Regions from separate parts of the Mus musculus genome. Here region 2 is linked to region 1. The links are chromatin loops, found by intact Hi-C in ENCODE. Cell type or tissue: left cerebral cortex. All regions are shown on one strand. Links, peaks and the distances in the headings refer to the core of each region. The heading gives the core; the rest is flanking DNA.

What was found. A loop is a pair of places that touch in the nucleus more often than their neighbours do. Peaks named below come from ENCODE experiments on the same cell type or tissue, not always from the same donor. Only the 100,000 strongest peaks of a DNase experiment are listed, where the experiment ranks them.
Region 2: a loop joins it to region 1, with 1.8 times the contacts of the local background. A loop is called at or near these places in 4 of 42 quality-filtered maps.

Annotation. Positions count from the first base shown.
Region 1 is chr5:116,226,242-116,236,184 of GRCm38, reverse strand. All of the region lies in intron 1 of Ccdc60 (coiled-coil domain containing 60), which reads left to right. Gm36502 (a long non-coding RNA gene) reads right to left here and starts at 4,115. Exons shown (of 4, transcript XR_001784946.1): 1 at 3,369-4,115; 2 at 710-886. In left cerebral cortex, for the core only: a CTCF peak has its summit at 4,237 (motif pointing left); DNase peaks (open chromatin) are centred at 3,132, 4,196 and 7,593; H3K4me3 peaks cover 303 bases.
Region 2 is chr5:117,033,046-117,042,988 of GRCm38, reverse strand. No RefSeq gene overlaps it. Among named protein-coding and RNA genes, the nearest start is that of Gm30028, 20 kb to the right of the region's middle. In left cerebral cortex, for the core only: a CTCF peak has its summit at 5,480 (motif pointing right); a DNase peak (open chromatin) is centred at 5,487.

The sequences.
Region 1 (9,943 bases), core at 739-8,738:
AAAATCTAAAATCAGAACTATTCAGGCTCCAGCTGAGTAACTTCTTGATATTACATCCGGAGGAAGTGAACTCAGCGCGCCACAATGATACCTTAGTACACCCTCTCCGAGGCGTGACTCCCAACAGCCGAGACACGGAATCAGCCCAGATGCAAATTAACAGAGGAGTGGACAGAGCAAAGGTTGCTCACGTATACAATGGATCTGGTTTGAATGATATCTCAGAAACAAAGGAGTACATTCAGGTCATCTGGAAGCAAAGGCCAGGAGCCAGAGAATATTGTGCTAAGTGAAATATGTCAAAGCAAAACGTGCTTGCCGCACACCTACGACAACCTGAGTTCAAATCCCCAGCACCCATGCAGAAAGTTGGGCAGGGAAACTCACACACGTTTAACACCAGCACTGGGCAGGGGTAGAAACAGGAGGACCCCTCTGGGGCCTCGATGGCCACCACCGTAGCTCCAGGTTAGTGACAGACCCTGCCTCAAGGAACAAGAGCATGTCCTGCACACGTAGGGCACATTCAAATACGCTTTCAATGTCATGTATGAAAAAAAATTTTTTAATGATCTGAAGGAAGATTATAGAACAATGGGGAAGGGGATTTTGTGAAAGAGAACAGAGCAAGAGAGGGTAGAATCCAGGGAAGACATGAGCAAGACAAGATGCTTACATAGGCGGAAGAGCCACGGTGAATCACACAAACCTGTACCAGTATCACGTGTTACTAATTACAGTTAGGCTGCCGTCGCTTGGCCCCTTGTGGTAAGTTGGGCATGGAGCCAGCCACACCACCAGGAAGCCGTGTCCAGGCTGGTGCACACCTTGGAAAGCGTTTGGACCGCTACGGTCTGGGAAGTTCTTGTAAAGCCGTGATCAGAGCCTGAAGAGAAATTAAATGAGTTTATATAACCCTGAGCACTACCTGTCTCCCAGGGAGGGCTCGTCCCCCATGGCTTCGTTTCAGTGATGTATTGCTGTGTTGTACATTGCCCCAGAAGTGGGCCACTTAAGACAGCAAGCCATTTATCACCTCCAGCTGCTGTAGACTGGGAATCTGGGTGTGGCTCAGCGGCAGGTCTCCGCCCCAACCAAGATGGCCCCAGGGCAGCTGGTCTCTCTGGCTCTCTGTGTGGAAAGGTGGCAGCTCGTGAGCTCAGTCCGCACGGCTGTGGGCAGATGGCAGCTGCTCACAGGCTTCGTGGAAGATTTCAGTTCCTTGTCACGCAGGTCTCCTTTAAAGGAGAACCTCACGGCCTAGGAAGCTGGACTCGCCAGGAGCAAGAGCCAATGGCCAAGGGGGAAGCCACGCTCCCTCTGCCACCCAATCTCAGAAGGCACTGTTTCTGTCAGTTTCTATTCATCCCAAGGAGGTTACTGGGCTCGGCCCACCTCCCAAGGGAGAGGTTACACAGAGGCGGGAATAGGGGTTTCTGGAGCCATCCGAGAAACTGCATAGCATAAATAGATATAGGAGAAACTTGGGCGTGCGTGAGAGTATGTATGTGTGTGTGTGTTTTCCTCTGTGTCTATGCATGTATGTGGAGGCTAGAGATTAACCTTGGGTATCTCCCTCAATCATTCTCCACCTTATTTTTGTGAGGCAGAGCCTCTCCCTGAATCTGGAGCTCACTGCTTTAGGTAGGCTGGGAGCCCATATCTTTACTACTACTACTACTACTACTTTTTAAAATCTATTTATATGAGTACACTGTAACTGTCTTCAGACACCCCAGAAGAAGGCAACAGATCCCATTACAGATGGTTGTGAACCACCATGTGGTTGCTGGGAATTGAACTCAGGACCTCTGGAAGAGCAGACAGTGCTCTTAACCACTGAGCCATCTCTCCAGCCCCCATCTTCACCTCTCAAGTGCTGGTGTTACAGGCGTGTGCCGCAGCCAGCACTTTTTTGTGGGTTCAGTTCCTCATTCTTACATGACAAATGTTACTCTGTGTATGTATGCATGTATGCCTGCCTGCCTGCATGCATGCATGTGTGTATGTGTGCTTGTGTGCATTTATGTAAACTCTCTCTAGAAGTAGCTACAAAACTTGGCAACTTTAGTCATCTCCAGAGAAGAATGTGAACAACTTTCTGGCAAGATAGGAGTGACATGTTCCCCGCCCCCCCTTTCACGCTCCCCCCCCTCATCTGTTTTTAAGCCATTTAGAAAAACCTATGTTGATTTTTTTTTTTAATTTAATGAAATGGACTTCACCACTGTCTATTCAGTACTTGGCTGGGCTCCCCACTCCTAAATTGATTTTGCTAGCGTGACCTCCCACGGCCTCCGCACAGCATTGCCAGCTTCAGGTGTGTTCTTCTGTGTGTTAGGTCGTCAGAAGAACCTGAGTGACACACCACCACTTGCGCCCCAGTCTCCAGTCATACTCTTATACCCAGCTCCTGCTGGCAGCATCCTCCATCTGAATTGCCCACGGAGGGAAGAAAAGTGGCACGTTTTGGTCACTGGTCTCCACAGCTATGCATGGACTGTGGCAAGGAAGGACCAACAGGAGGCAGGCACAGAGTCTGCGGAAACCTGCTTTTTCCCTGACACTGAGTCTTCTTAATGATGGCCCGAAGGCCCCGGGGAAAATGTGTGTTTCTGATGAAAGAAACAGATCGTGGGGGTGGGTGTCGGGGGCAGGAGAGAAAGAATGACAGATGTTAAGAAATAGTGTTAAGGTTTCAGCTAGGACTACTCAGATTCTCTCTCTCTCTCTCTCTCTCTCTCTCTCTCTCTCTCTCTCTCTCTTACAAAAGACACACACACAGGTATGAGGCAGAACACTTATCACACAAGGGAGGAACTTGCTGGAGCACGTGGAGGCACCTTTTCTAGGTTTTATGGCTTGGCAATCAAGAGTTCTAGCTTTCTAGGCCTACTTCAGGAATGGGAAGGGGAGGGGAGAGTGGAAAGGCCAGAGATCAGCTGCTGGCTTTCAGTTTGACATAAGCTCTGTGAGCGGTGTGTGGTGTCTGCATGACACCGCCCCCACTGAGGGAGAGTCACCTACAGCCACTTCGATTGATCAGCTCAGGCCTCTGCTTCCCGAGACACTCGATGTGATGTCCTCCACCACAGCCCACTGTGAGAATCCTGAGCCCACACAGTATTCTCAAGAGTGCGGCTGGAATCTCAGCATTCAGGAAGCACAGGCTGGATTGATTGCAGCCTAACCCTGCAGCAGCAGTAGCAGACCTGGGCTATCCTCGGTGATCTCCATGTCTCCTAATGAGGTCTGCATAAAGTGCCATCCTGAGGAAGGCACCTGAGACATCCCACCCCAGGAGCTCTGTGGTCACACTCTAACCAGCTCTGGCCAGCTCTTTTGTCCCTTAGTTTTCTTCTACTCACCAGCAGCGTAGGGTCAGCTCCCGTATGTACGATTAGATGCTCTCCATAGGAAAGTCAAGGCTGAGAAGCTGGCTATGACTGGTAGGCTGGGCTAGTTCTTGGCTGAAGCAATCCAAGGACGGAAGGCGTTCTTTGGGCTCACAGTTTGAGGGTGATCAGGCTGGCTATCCTGTATCCTTGAGTGTGTGCCGGTTCCCCCTCAGGAGCCGTGGCAGGCATTGCTAATTGGTTACAGAAAAATCTCTCTAATGAGACCGGATCTCGGGGTGCTCCAGCCAGTCTTTAAGGCTGGCAATGGAGTAGAAGCCCTTGCTTCCTTGATCAGGCTGCCTATGGCTCTCATGTACCCTTGAGTGTGCTGATTCCTCCAGGGGCTGTGCCAGACATTGCTAATCAATTACAGAAAAATTTCTCTGATGAGACTGGACCAGGGTGCTCCAACCAGTCTTTACTTTGCTCCCTCAAAATCTTAGTGCATTCCCCGACGCGTGGAATTTAAGCTCTATCCTAGAACCTATTTCCTTAAGCTCATCCAGGGTTATGAAGGACATCCCTGAGCCCTTCACTGAGACTTGGGTTGGTTACCAGCATCTGACGGCTGTACCATTGATCCCTCATAGCAAGTCTTAACTCCTGAGCCATCTCTCCAGCCCATAGCTGGTCTTTCAGACAAGCATGGTTTGTTATCTTTTTAAACTGGCGAACGGGCTGTTGGCACGGGTCTTAGTCTCTGGCTGGTGGGGGACTTGCAGGAGCCGGCAGCCGATTTCCATTTCAATCAAGCAGAGAGCTGAGAGAGGCAGATCAAAAGAAAATGGAATTTGATCGAAAGCCATGGCTTCTAGTGCCACCTACCGGTACATCTTCACCTCGCTGCCCTTGCTGACCTGGAAGCCCTTTGTAGTTAGTTACCCAGCTGTCTAGTTTGGAAATATTCTCATACGCTCTCTAGAATTCTTTGTTTTTAACTCGCGGTGACATGATTCCGTGGGTAAAAGCCCCAAGTACTCGTGACATAGTGGCAGGAATCTCTGCTTGGTAAGCCTGGTTAAGCTCCCTGTACCAAGCATGGAGTTTCTCACGGTGTCCGATGAAGACCAGGCAGGCACTGCTTTGGAGCCCTGATAGCTTGCAGGGACAAGGAACAGGAGGAGCAAGGGTGTGTGTGTGTGTTTGTGTGTTGTCTACGGCTGGCAGTGATGGAGATGGAGACTGCCGCCAGGCGTGGAAGGAAGACAGCTTGAAGAAATCTTTAGGAAGTAAGACGATCACTAGGGGCAGCTGTCGGAGCCGGAAGCTACCACAGGCCACAGTTTTCCACGAGGGTTTAGCCACGTCCCAGTACAGAAGGTCACAGCTCGCTGACTCCTGTGTCAGATGAGGGTCACAGGAGCAGGAGGCTGCGCTCCATACCGGTGTCTTCCTGACCTTGAGGAAGTCACCCTGTCTCTGGGTCCTGTGGTTCCCTTTTGGCAAGGTAGGAGTAAGGATGCCCGTGAGGTGAGGAGGATTCCTTGCGGGGGTGGGGGCGGTAAAACTAAACCATTGAAGCTGGGACAGAGAAGAAGGAAGGATGCTCCACAGATACACAGTAGGTCCGCACATGAGGGGCACATGGAACATGCCTGTCCCCGCATGGCCAGCTTGACCCCTTGGCATCTGCAAACCTTACCACATTAGCAGTACCATGTCCCCTTCATAATTAATAAGTACCCCCACGGTCAGCTGTCTCTCCTCACAGTCTGAAACAGCAAGGAGAGCTCAGAACGCAGACAGCAGGGGCTTCTTTCCTCCCCAGGGCTATGGCCCTTTACCACCCCCAAAACTCCGTGTTCTAAACAGGAACTCCCTTATAGCTCCCCACCACCACACATCAAGAAGACAGTCCCCTCTTCTGTCACTTCTCTCCTCTCCTTCAATGTCCAGGCGTGACGGCATGTCCCCTGGGTTCATAAGAAGGTGGGGGAAGGGGAGGGCCACCGGCCCTGGGCAAAGAGGTTTGTGATGAATTGAACTCAACAGAAAAATTCATATTTCACTTTGTAGCGTGTGCTGTGGCCAAGGTCCTTCATGCCCCTCACCGGTGTGTCCCAGGTACCCTTTATGTGGCTCTGATTGTTAGTTTTTATTTGTTTGTTTGTCTCTTGTCAACTTGACACAAACCTCGACCCTACCTAGGAAAAGGAGAGCTTAATTAAGAAAAGGCCTCTATAAGATTAGCCTGTAGGCATGAGTGCCGGGGGGGGGGGGGGTCCCGCAGGGGCGCATTTTCTTGATTAATGATTGATTTGCAAAGTCCCTGCCCACTGTAGGTGGGGTGGGTCATCTCTGAGCAGGTGATCCTGGGTTCTGCAAGAAATCTCTGTCTTTTCAAACAGCCTCCCCTCCCCCTCACAGCTCCGGGGAACCTCCCAGCTGTTCCCTGATGTCTGTATCAACTCCCAGCACATTTAGCAGAATTCATTCCCATCTTAATCTGATTCCAGAAGATCAGAGTCTCAGGTCTGACAAAGATGAGTTTAGAACATCCTTCCATAAAACACAGACTTAGAAGATTGGTCCTCTGACCATGACCTTCAACAGATTGTGCCGATTTTCTACCTTATAGACAGAAATTCAGAGGATAAGCTATTTTTAGATCAACAGCTAGTCCCTACTATGTGATACAGGACCCTATCCTATCGGGGGAGAGAGACTAGTGTCATTAAGAACACATGCAGGCTATGGTGGTGTGTGCCTGTAATCCCAGCACTGGAGGTGTGGGGGGTGAGGCAGGAAGATCATGAGTTCAGGTCAAGCCTGGGCTACATAGTGACAACCCTCTCACACAGAGAAGTTGCTCTGATGTCACTTGAGCCCAGTGCCATGCCCAGGCTTTGCCACTCGACAGTGTCTTGTTCACCGTGGCGCGCATCCTCTCCACTAAAGTCTCCACTGATCCCTTATAAGATGGGATTGCAATGTGGCACAGACAGGTAACATCACGTGTCTGAGTAGGAATGTCCTTGGGATAATGGGTAGGGAAGAGGTGAATGTCGCTGGTAGGCTTAGCAGGAGCTCCATTGAACAGATGGGGAAACTGAGGCTCTGGAAGGGAACGTGGCTCACTCAGTAGCAGTCCGATTTAAGTAACAGACCCGGGCCACCTGTTGAGGGCAAAGCCCTTTCTCTCCAACCAAATGAGACTCCACAAGGCATCTGTCACAGTCCTTGTAGGCACACCTCACACCACCAGTGGGATGTTTTCAACACAGGAGAGATACTCAGGGCAGAGACAATGTCACCACCCATATCCAAGAGCAACAGGAAAACCAGTGGCTCCAAAAGCCAATGGCACACCCAAGTAGAGCAGGGACAGATAACCAAAGTGAACTGTCCCTAAGGCGTGTCCCCTGCACCCAGGCTAAGTCATGGAGTAGCTAGGCATACGCAGGCTTTGCACAGTGCTCACATACATCCGGTTTGTCGATTGTTCCCGGACTTCCTGCAATGCTTCTAGCTTTGTATTGGGAATGCATTCTTCATTGTGGAGCCCTTTGGGATTTGTGTCCCCTGGGTAAAAAAGTCCCAGTGTCAATGGTCAAAGGCATTACGTCTAACGGAGGAGGTGGTACCTATAAAGATGCACAACTTTCAGTGGTCTCCCGGAAAGGGAGGAACACCTAAGAGGGTTATAAATAGCCTAGAATCACAGGTCTGGAATGTTTCAAAGCCATGGTCCAGTCCATCACAGCCTCATTGTGTGGGAAAGAATAAACCTTTTCTCTTTGTAAGTTGGCCACGTAGGGCATTTGTCACAGTGATGGAAAACTGACTACCACAACGGCTTTTGGTGAAGGTTTCCAGAGGAAGTAACAGGGAAAGACCCCGGTTGTACCGCAAAGCCTTGGGAAATACTGGAAACACCAGCTTAGCATCAAAGGATGAGGACCATCTACAGTTACGGTCTACGGCAACCTACTTAAGTCAAAGCAAGAACCAGCCCTCTAGTCCAAAAGGCCACTTAAGCCTTGCTAACCCAGACTCAGGGAGGACCCAATTACTAAACCGGTGCCACAGCCCCCAAACCATCTCCTCTGGGCCATCATTTCTTGAATCCCATATGGGGAGCACATCCTTAAAAACTACATTTCCCAGGATCCCTAGGTTTAAACAATTGAAAATTCCAGCAGGAAATCAGAGTGGGAGAAAGGGAGGGCCCAAGGGTTTTCTTGTCTGTCTCTCAGGAGAACTGAACTTGACATCCGGTGCCAGGCAAGCCAACCCCAGGGCTTCTCGGGCCCCCTTCCCTTCGTCCTGCCTGATGGCTGGCCAAGGTACATCCAGAGTTTCCTTTTACTCCCCTGGCTTTCCAACCGTTCTCTAACTGTTCTGTTTTTCTACAGAACTACGTGGCATGAGTCTGGCTTCCCATCCGGAGCCTGCCTGATGCCATGCATAAAACGGCTTGCTCACATCACTCCAGGACCTTAGACAACTCAATTCAAATCAGCATTAAACATTTATATTTTTGCGCATCGAGAGAATTAGTCAGGAGTTGCCCTGCAAACATGAAAGACACCATTATTTAATTAGAATTAATATATGTAAATTACAGAAAATTAGGAAAAGGAACAACCCGAGTCAAAATGATTGTTTAATTAACTTATAATTCCGACACCCTGATACGACATCTCTATTGTTGATTTATTGTGTTTACTTCCATATTACTCTATTATGACATGGATTCTTTGCCATCAATTTAAAAAAAAAAAAGTCGACTGTACGAGATGATAGAAAATTGTGAGAAATTTCTAGACAGAGGAAATATGGGCATCTGTATAATTGAATTTCTTTACACATAAGCTGCATTTCCACGTGAAATTATATTCCGCTGCCACTCTTCCATGTCAATAACCACGCATCTATAGCAACAGGAAGCAGCAGAACCGAACCGTCTTCACTGCCCAGGCCAACCATGGCTTTGCCCCACAAAGGCCGGGTTGCTGGGGCATCAAGGGTTTGGCATGGTGACTCACACTGCTGTGGCAGATATCCTTGTGGGGAAGCTACCTGATTTCTTTGCATGGCAGTGGCACTGCTGGGCTGGGGAGCAGGCAGCTATGCACTATGATGGGGACACCTGAGAAATGCCGTGTTGGGTCTCACCATCACTAGAATGTGCCCATACAAATCTAGGTGGTCCAGCCTGCCTCCCACCTATCATTAAATCCATCACCAAAGATAGCTATCGACCCAGTCGAAACCACCCAAGGCTGCCATTGGCAACAACACAGCAGCCTGGCTTGGAGCAACTGGGGATTTTATACAAATAAGAGAACTGTACTCTCAAAACTATAAAAAACACAGAACAGCAAACACTTAAGCCAATAACACCAAGGGCCGTCACCACAAGCAAGCGCCCCGTGCCCCATGTCATTGCGTTCACTGTGGTCTTTAATCTTATTTTCATTCTTTTGTGTACGTGTGCTAAATATTTAGCACATGGTGTGCATGTGTGTGTGTATACCTGTTTGCACGTGTGAGGTCACTTGTGTATTGGGAGCACATGCACACGGGTGTGTGTGCATGTAGCGGCTCCAAGCCTGAAGATGCTCCATGGTGCTTCCACCTTATTCAATAAGGCAGGGTCTCTCAATCAAACCCAGAACCACCTTATTCAATAAGGCAGGATCTCTCAATAAAACCCAGAGCTCACTGAATATGGCTAACCTTGCCAGCCTGCTTGTTCTGAGTATCCCTCACCTCCAGCCTTCCCCAGGCTGAAATTATAGGCGGCCTGCCATGCCTGTCTGACTAATACGTGGGTTCTGTGGGATCTGAACTCGGGTCCTAAGCTTGCACAGCAAGCCCTTGAGCCACTGAGCCAGCCCCTAGTGCATTCTCATATGAGTGGCTGACTCCAGGTGTGTGGACTCCAGCATTATCGTTCAGGAACACTGCATTGCCCTGTGACATCACCGTGCAGCTCCACTGCGATCTCACACTCAATGTTCTCAATGGCATGGCTGCCGGTTCTGCAGTGTTCCACCTCGGAGCTACTACCCAGCTGCATTGCCATCTCACGCAGTGCCCTGTGGGCCGGGACTGAACTTGTGAGGCTTTTCGCATATTGCTACATGACCTCTGTAATAGTATTAAAAGAAGTGATTTTGGAGCCCAGGGGTGGTGACTGCACCTGGAAGGCAGACACATGAGAGTCAGGAACTTGAGAGATTTCTGGGCCACAAAGCAAGACTCCCTTTAAAAAGAGTAGTTCTGGGATGTTTCCTTAGCTTCTAATTTTGTTCATATCAAATGTCTCGAGAACCAGGACTCTGTCTTCCAGATGTTTATCACTGCTGGCCTGTGAGTGCCATTGGGGGGCGGGGGACAGTGGGAGTGGTTTCCTGAGGTCCTGCTGCAGTGCCAACCAAGTTGCAGAGCTACAGGTTGTGTCTTGTCCCCTAGATGTGTCGGGCAGATGGCGGGGTTGCAAATCCTCTAACACAGCAATGCATTCTCTTCCTAGTGTGATGACCCAGACCCCTGATACACGGCACATTTCCCTCTGTCACCCATGGAAACAGTACATG
Region 2 (9,943 bases), core at 607-8,606, 810 kb before region 1:
CTAAGATTAGGGAACCTCAATAAGAAAATGCCTTCATAGGAACAATCGGTAGGCAAGCCAGTAGGGCATTTTCTTAGTGATTGATGGGGGATGGCCCCGCGCCCCGCCCATTGTGGGCGGAGCCATCCTGGGCAGGCAGTCCAGGGTTCTCAAAGAAAGCAGGCTGAGCGAGCCATGGGAGCAAGCCAGTAAGCAGTACCCCTCCATGGCATCTGCTCTAAGATATCACTGTTAGAAATAGAAACTAGATTACGATACACCAAATATTTCTTACCAATCCATCAGTGGTAGGCTGTACTCTCCCAACTTTCTGGCCGTTGCGAATAATCGTAATAAAATTGTTTGAACACTTGTTTTTAACTCTTCTGACTGTACTGTTACTTTTTTAATTTAAAAATATTATTGAGGCATAAGGTAAGTTTTCTTTAAAGATGTTAAAAACCACTCTTGTCTATGTGGTTATGGTAGCTACCAACTGAATATGTATTTAGATCTGTTTGTTTTGCTTTATTCTGAATATTTAGGGAATTGCTTTCCCAATTTAATTTTGTTTGAACATCAGCTTTGGATAGAGAGTTATGGCTCACTTTTTATATCCTTGAGGATTTTAAATAGGTCGGTCATTTCATGATTTCTAGAATGAAATGTTGACTTCATTTATCTTGGAGGTGAGTGGGTATTTTCTGTAGTTTTTTTTTTTTCTTTTAAATCAATGCTGCTGTTATTATCTTATTTTTTTTCATTTTTTATTTGTGTGTGTGACATGTGCATGTCTGTGTTTGCCTGTTGGTGGGAATGTGTATGTGTGTGTGTGTGTGTGTGTGTATGAGGGTGTGTATGTGTATAGAATGTGCATGTCTGTGTATGCATGTTTGTGTGTGTGTGTGTCGTGGGTACTGCACATGCATGTGGAGGCCCAGGGCTGATGTTGGGAGTCACCCTCCCTCACACTTCCACCTTATCCATAGAGGCAGGGTCTCTCAATCAAACCCAGAGCTCACCGATATGGCTAGTCTTGCTGGCCAGTTTGCCCTGGAGATGCCCTGTCTCTGGCTTCTGAGGATAGAATTCCAGTCGGGCTGCCATGCCCTCTGGTATTTTTATGGGTTCTGTCAGTCTGGTCTCCATGACTGCATGGAAATGCTTTATCCACTGAGCAATCTCCTAAGTTCCTCAATGATCATTATCAAAAGCCTTCTGGGTGCAAAGTTGCCTGCCACAAAATCTCACAAACCCAAGTTTGACCCCTGCATCCCATTGGTTAGAGGGAGAGAACCAATCCTATAAATTGTCCTCTGGCATCTGATTCATGTGCAGAATGGCGTGTAATTATGTGCTTATGAGATGGAGAAAGAGAGGGAGATAGAGATGGATGGATGGATGGATGGATGGATAAATAGAGGTCTTTTGGGTTGATTTTCTCAAATTCTTTGGGTGGGGGGTAGGAAGTGTGGTTGAGGCAGGATCTGGCTTCGAACTTGGGGCCATTTCACCTGGACTTCTCCAACATCAGGAGCCACAGGTATGTGCCTCAACACATAGCTTTTGGGTTTATTCTGTAGGGACTTGTAATATATAACTATCACCCAGCCACAATTCTCTCAATTCTGTCTCATCCGTTTTGAGATATTAGGCGAGAGTTTCTGGCTCCCTCTCTCCCGCTCTCCGTGGCTGTGTACACTTGACCTGCCTTTGTTGTGTGAGAATTGTTATTTTCTCACGACGTTGCATGCGATTTGACTCCTGTGCTGTTCCACTACTTGCGCTTAATTGAGTTTCCCTGCGCTGTTATGGAGACAGTCAGGCTGGGCTGACCTCCTAGGCTTCCCTTTCTCAGAGCTCTGCGTCTGATGTCTTTAGCTTCACACCCTTCTCCTCTTTCACTCTGGTGGTTGCCTCCTGTATTCCGTCCCCTTTGCTTCTGTCCTGTGAGATTCCATTCTCCACTCAGGTGTGGCCTCGGCAGAGGGCTTAGGGTCACTAGACTTGGGAAACGAAGGAACAAGATCTTAGTGTGAGGCTCTCTCTCTTGCTGTGGTTCCCTGATCTCTCCTGGCAACTGGCAGCTGCAGATTCTTCCAGTGTGGACAGATTTGCTCATGCTGGCCTGCCTTGACTCCCTATGAGTCTTCATTGGTGGTCTTGTGGGATGCATAGGAGGTGGGAGGCTAACCGGGGAAAGCAAGTTAGTAGGGGGGGTGTGTGCTTGGGGCTGTATCTTATCTTGGACTCCTCCCTGCCTCTTTCTGCTTCCTATGATCCATAAGATGAGCTTGGTTCCACCATAATACTCCGCCTGTCATGACCTCACTGTCAATGGAGTTGAGACTTCTGGATTATCATCTCTGAAATCAGGACCAGAGCAAGTCTTTTCTTCAGTTGTTTGTGACAGGTATTTTGGTACAGTCATGGGATATAACCGGAATCGGCTGGTTCCCTGGAAGTGCATGGCGAGATAGAGTGCTCTCAGAAGAGAGCTGGGAGAAGACATGGCCAAGTGATATCCACGGAGTGCCCTTTACAACGTCCCCAATCAGCCTATACATCTCTCTGACTTGCCCATCTATGCAAAGTCAGCCTGCTCCCAGTGAAGCCCTTTCTCCCCTTTGCTCCCAGGTTCAGGAAACTCCACCTAGGCATTGTTGGCATTGTCAGGACCTCCGAAATCCGTGACATCACATAGGTGGGACCTGCAGACCTGTTGCCAAGTCAACAGCCACCATATTTCTGGAATCCACTTGGCTCATCTCCCACCTTTATCTGTGTTATGTCATCACCCATGTCATTACTCATATATAAAGCCACCCCCGTCTGTCTGTCTGTCTGTCTGTCTCCCTCCTCTCTCTTCCCCCCTTTTCTTTCTGCCACCACCTTGCCCCTCTCTCTCCCAATAAACCTCTTACACATCTTACATGTGGAACTGCTTTGGCCTGGTGTGCTATGTTTAGACTCAAGCTACTATTCTAACACATCGGGCATGCCTTGAACTCCTGCTGAGGTTCTAGTACTCTGCCTCAGCCCACAAAACAGGAAGCCTACCAGATTCTTTGAGCCTTTTCCTCTTGACTTGAGGGGAGGGGAACCCCTCCTCTCGTAGTTGGATGTGGGAGAACACAAGCCCCAACAAATACGTATCAAGACATTTTCATTGCATCGTCCTCTGTTCCCTAACCAGTCTAAAATACATACCTTATTTATTTAGCGTGGATTTATTTATTTATTTATTTATTTATTTATTTATTTATTTATTTATGTGTGTGATGTGTTCATGGGTGAGAATGCATATGTGTGTGCATGTGACATTCCTTAGTAGTCCTCCATAGTTTTGAGATGGGCCTTTCACTGGGATCTGGGGCATACCAATTTGGTTAGGCATATCAGCCAGTGAACTCTAAAGATCTTTCTGCTTCCACTTCCCAGTACTTGGATCAGTGGTGTGTACCAGCATACCTGGCTGTGTGTATGTGTGTGTGCGCGTGCATAGTGTGGTGTGTAGCACATGCACACACACAAACATACATAGACACATGCACACACATACATAGACACACAGACACATACAGACACATACACAGGCACACAGACAGACACAGATACACACACACACACACACACACACACACACACACACACACACACACACAGACAAGTGCAGGTACCTGCAGAGTCCAGAAGAGGTCATCAGATCTAAAGATATAGTTACAGGTGGTTGTGAGTGTTTGGCGTGGATAATGGTGTCCAAACTTGGGTTCTGCACAAGAGCAGTATGCTCTGTTAACCTGTGCTTATGCAGCAAGCACAAGAGACACAAGATGGTTAAGGCCTGTCAGTCTAACACCATGAAACATTGACATGTCCTGTATAGGTGGTACTGTAGCTAAACCTAAGGAGGTGTTGGCCCAGTTCCAAAGAAATTAGATTATTTTAATATCCTGCTCTTTAATCATCCAGTAAACATTTGCTTGGTGGCTAACTTGTGTAGGATTATATTAATCTTCTTTGTTGGTTAAAGGAAGCTGGTGATGGAGACATTGTCCTGGAATTAGCATGGCAGGAAAACTCCGGGGACTCAATCAAGGTCACCTCCCCAGTTGTCTCAGAAGCATAGCTCCATGGGAGGGAAAGAGAGTCCAGTTTGAGATGACTCCTGGGGCCTCTTGGAGGACAGGAGTGGCTACACAAATTTCTAGGCTACCACATGGATAGAGAGTCCTGGAGGAAGCAACCTAAACCCAGTGGCAGAAGGAAGAACATTGCGAACCATGAAAAGAAGTCAAGCTGGAGAAGAAGGGAATGGATTTTAATGACTGGGCACAACACAATACTTCATCTGGAATTAAAAGCAGGGCGTGCAGTGGGGTGTTGCCAACTTGACAGGATCTAGAATCAACTGGGATATGGGTCTCTGGGCATACCTATGGGGAGTTATCATAATCAGGTTAATTGAGGTGGGAAGACCTGCCCACTGTGGGTGGCACCATTCCCCAGGAAGAGAATTTAGAGCAGATTAGCAGCCTGATTCTCCACTCTCTACTTCCTGATTATGGATGCCAAGTGACCAGTTCCTTCAGCTGTGATGCACTGTAACCTGCAGCTGTGAGCCAGAAGAGACCTTCTTCTCTCCTTTGTTCCTTTTGTCAGAGTATTTGACCACAGCAACAGGGAAAGATAGAAAGACACAGACTCAAATTCTTGCACACCAATGTTCATAGCATCGTTCCTTACAATAGTCAACAGGTGGGAACAACCGATGTGTCCATCAAAAGGTGATGGATGTGGTCTCTCTGTACAGTGGAATATTGTTCACCTTTAAAAAGGAGTAAAATTTGGAAATCAAAGAGCTCCCATTGCACCCACCTGCCCATTGTTCCTTTGAAAACTCTGGTTTGAGATTAGCTAATTGAAGAAGAAACCCACAGATAGCATGCCTGGCCCAATGGTTATTTGAGAAGGGGGCCATGGTGGTTGAGTGAGAAATGTTCTTTTAAGGCTTGTGCGTTTGTTTGTTTGGTCTACAGTGGCGCTGTTTTGGAAGGTAGTAGAGCCCTGGTAGAAGATGTGAGGTTTGCTGTAGTATGTCTGCTGTGTTTCCTGTAGATACAAAGTCTCCAGCTACCTCCTGCCGCCATGTTCCCCCCTCCACCCGCCCCAGTAAATAACAGTAAGCCAAAATAAATTCTTTCCCTTAAGTTGCTTCTTGTTGGATATTTGGCAATAAGAGAAGCAACTTTTGCAGTAACTTAATCTAGGAGTTGGTCCCCAAAGATGCCATGGCTAAATGATCTAATTTGAGCAGGTATACCAGGCTGCAGCATTTTCTCTTGGGTGTTAAGTGTCAGAATTACACAGCATCCACTTCACAGACATGAGCATGTTGCAAAAGACACTTCTCTGGTTTCTTTATTGTCTCTAAGAAATAGCCATGTAAGTCCTGGTGGCGAATTCTTTGACTATGATTTTTAAATGACATGATCAGGCCACAAGAGGGCAGTGCTCAGTGCAAAAGAAGGCATTGGTAATGGGAGAATTTCAAAGGAAATAGGAAGACACTGTGGTGGGGCTTTCTCTTAAACTATTTTTATATATTTCATCAACTATAGCCACGAACACAGCAGGGGGTGTGAGTATTTGTGTTTTCGAGAGGGGGAGGGGAAGCTAGGGAGGAGGAGGCCCAAGAACAGGAGAGCAAAGCTCCAGGTTTGCCTTTGGAGTGTCTTTGGTAAGGAAGAAGCACCATCTGGGGGTTTCATGACTGGGTGTGAGCTTGAACTCGACTGGACAGCAGCCATCTCTCAGAGCCGTTCTCAGCTGCCTTCATCAGTCTCCTGGACAGCTGCAGCATCCGCAGGACCATTTGCAGGTCAGGCCCTCTCTGTTTTTCTGACAATCAGATTATCCTAGCTAGACTCAGGTGCCGCTTAACCAAGTTAGGTACAGAATAATTTAAAGCCTCAGCACTCAGGATTTGAAAATCTGCCGAAGGCATGACAGGCTAAAGGCTGATCTATGCTTTATTTGACTCGGAGGGAAAAAGGGAAGAAGGATTTAGCATGCGAGTCTTAGAAAAAAATTGGTATGAAGGCCTCGTGGAGAGGGTTTTTATATTCCCGGAATCTCATGATGGTACCGAATCTGCTTTAATCATCAGGACAGCAGTTTTATATCTATTTTGGTTACGGTTAATAAAACAGTCACTGTATGTATAAAATACTCCATACGAGGGGACTGGGTGCCTCTGAGGGTCTTCTCATCACCCATCTGTGACCCACTCACCCATCTACCTATGTATCTACCTATCTACCCACCCACAATCCAACTGCCCACCTACCTATATATCTATCCTACGTATGGCCATCCATCTTTCCATTTATCTCACCCCACCTATGTATCCATCCACCTACAATCCACTCATTTACCCACCTACCTTAATGTTTATCCATCTGTTTATTCACCCTTCCATCCCTCCATCTACCACTCACCCATCTACCGTGTATCCACTCAACCATACATCTAGCCCCTGACCTATCCACTCACATAATTCATCCCTCCCTCCACCATCTGTATATCCACCATCCACCTCTCCCTCCATTCATCCACCATCCATTTATCTACAACCCATCCACCCACTCCTCCATCCACAATTCACCTACCCATCCATCCATCAATCCCTCCAACATCCATCATCTATCCAACCATCCATTCTCTATCCATCCATCTTCCATCTATCCATCTGTTCTCCATCCATCCATCCATCCATCCATCCATCCATCCATCTATTCTCCATCCATCCATCAGTTCATACGTTCATTCATCCACCCACCCACCTGTTCACCCACCCACTTCCTTCACCAACCTCCTGAAAACCTTTCTAGCCTGACAACTCCTCTCGAGCCCATTTTCCTTCAAGCATATATGGCCTTTGAATCTGGCCTTCTTTCTAAAACATTTGGGGGCTACACTACAGGCTGGGTGGCCTTTCTGTATACTTCAGAGCCTTCATTTGGAGTATCTAGGGCTGTAAAACCTATTTCTGTGGATTGCTATACATGGGATCATCATTCGGCCAGATCACGATTTATAGTGTGTGTACATGCATGCATGCATGCACGTGTGCCTAGCTGGCCAGTGAGCATGGGGACTCTGCTGTCTCTACGTCCCCAGTTCTGGATTATAGGAGCATGTCTCCACCCACATGTTTCTTTTCCTCATGGGTTCTGGGATCCAACTAAGGTCCACACATTTGCCAGATAAGCACTCTCTCAGCCGAGCTGCCTCCTCAGACCCTACTGAACTTTAGCTCCCGTGTCACTATTAGCTATAGGCTCCTCCTCTGCGGGGCTCTCATTCTGGTGGGAGACAGCAGGCGGGGACTGCCCTTTGGGTGCATTTTCAAGCTGTGATAAATATTCAGAAGAGTGCAGTGTGCACAACATTACCAGTGCCCTGACGGCGACAGGTAAGTGTCTCTCGAACAACAGGTGTCGTATGAATGGCTGGTAGTATTATCATATAATGAGTCTTCTAAAACCTTTCCGTAGCAATTATTGCCGAGACTTTATTGAGCGCTTTATGTGACCCAGCCACTATGCTGAGTACCACAAGATGATTATCTCTCGTGCTAGATGCGGATGCTGAGGCTGGCTCTCCCTGTCTCCTAGGAAATAGCCCAATAGGTAGTTGGGTATTTGAACCTTCCCTGCCACCCCCAGGTAGGGTTTCACTATATAGTTTGGACTCATCTCATCACGCATGATCCTCCTGCCTTAGCCTCCTGTGTGCTTGGGTGACAGGCATAGCAGCTTTACCCTTCCTTGCATGGGCTCTCCTTTCCTAGGGGTCCCCTGTTCCTCATCTTCTCGGGTTGGATGATGTGTTTCATTCCAGGCTTGTGGCAGCTGCTCCATCACTTTGCCCATTCTGCAGCCCTGTGGACATCTGCCGAATGTGTTGTCCTATAGATGCTGCTGCCTTTCCGAGAGCCTTGGTCCCCCTACTCCCCAGAATCCTGTCCAAAACTGGCTGCAGATGAGGTGCTCAGTAAAGAACACCTGCCAATGCTCTGTGCGAATGCATTGTGTCTGTAGGGAAGACGCTTTGTCTCCAACAGGCAGAGTGGATTAGAAAGGGGGTTTCTTTTGGACCCAGTGTGAATGAAAACCCAGAAGGTCTTCTAATTCTGACTTGCAATGAGCAGTGTGGCCCGTTAGCTAGCTACTCAACCGCTTGCCCTTGCTAGATGGCACAGACAGCTCTGAGTCCATTTCTAAGGTCTGTCTAGACTTCCTCTTCCTCCTGTCTTCTCAAGTGTGGGTGATACCCCTTGTGTGCATCCCCCAGGACCTTCTGAGGGCAAGAGATGGCTTCTGTGGGCATGGTGACTGTCTTAGCTAGCGTTCTGTTGCTGAGATAAACACCCTGATCAGAAGCAGCTTGGAGAGGACAGGGTCTATCGTCTCTCGGAGACCACAGTCCTTCAATTTTTCAACTCCGTAGTCACAGAGTTGTGTGACCAACATGAAAATCTATGTCTAGGACATTTTGTCAACCAAAGAGACCACATACTTATTCTCAACTACACCTACTTCACACTCCATAAATTTGCTTTCTGTATCAGGGCTTGACACTTCTTGACATTTTATGAGAACAGAACGGAGGAAATGTATAGCCTTTCATTGCTGGATTATTTCTTTTAGCATAGTCTATTCATACTGATCACAAATAAGTACTTTATTCTTTTTGAGAGCTGACTAATATTCCATCTGACCTGTATACCCATCAGTTGACTAATATTTGGGTTTTTTCCAACATCATTCCTCCTGAAAGAGGAGTGACATTAAGTTCTGAGTTTTAAATATGTCTTATTCCTTGCCCAGGGATGGAGGGGGGTCCTGTCTGTTATGTTGGAGTGTCTCTGATGAGCATGATTCCTGGAGCAGAGCTGGTGTCTACCAGTTGGCTTTGTGCAGAAGAACACATCTGTCAATGCCTGCTGTAATAAATGGTGCCAGTCAGGCATCCGCTGCTCTCCTAGGCCTCCCGTTCACAGGATAGAACAAAATGGCGGTATTTTGGGTAAAAGAAAACACCATGAACTACTTTGGACTCGCTTCTTTTTGCTCATCTTGGTGTGTCTAGGAACTTTTAATTTAGCACCATGAGGGCTGGGAAAGATGGCTTAGCAAGCAAAAAACACTGAAGACCAGACTTCCATTCTTAGAACTCAGCTTGGTGGCTTGCATATGTCACCCCAGCCAAGATGGGAGAAGAGATAGAAGGACTGGCTAGAAGCTCATGAACGTACCATAGGGACAGAGTCAAGAGAGACTCTGCCTCAAAGTAAGATAGGAGGAAAGAACTGACACATAAAGAGTTGTCCTCTGGTCTTCACAAATGCACCGTGGAATGTGTATAGCTTTGTATGCAAATACCCACCACACACACAGACACACACACCATACCACATTTATACCCACATACATGCAAATACACACATACCACACAAATACTCCCATGCACACATACACTCTACACATATAACACATACATTCTCTCATATACACACCACACACAAACATACACCACACATATTCTCTCTCTCTCTCTCTCTCTCTCACACACACATACACACACACACACACACACACACACACACACACACCATACATACACACTACACACAATGCATACACTCTCTTTCACACACATACCACACATATATTCATGCACACATACACACTCACATGTACATAAATACATGTAACCAGCTGTCTGGAAGCCATTGCTATCATGCTCTCCCCACCATGGCGGGCTCTGAACAGTGAGTCCGAATAAGCCCTTCCTTCCTTAAATTACCTTGGGCAGACATTTTGTGCAGCAGGATGGAAATAAGTTACACAGAGAGAATAGTTTAAGATGAGGCTGGTCTGGGATGTACCATCTCTGT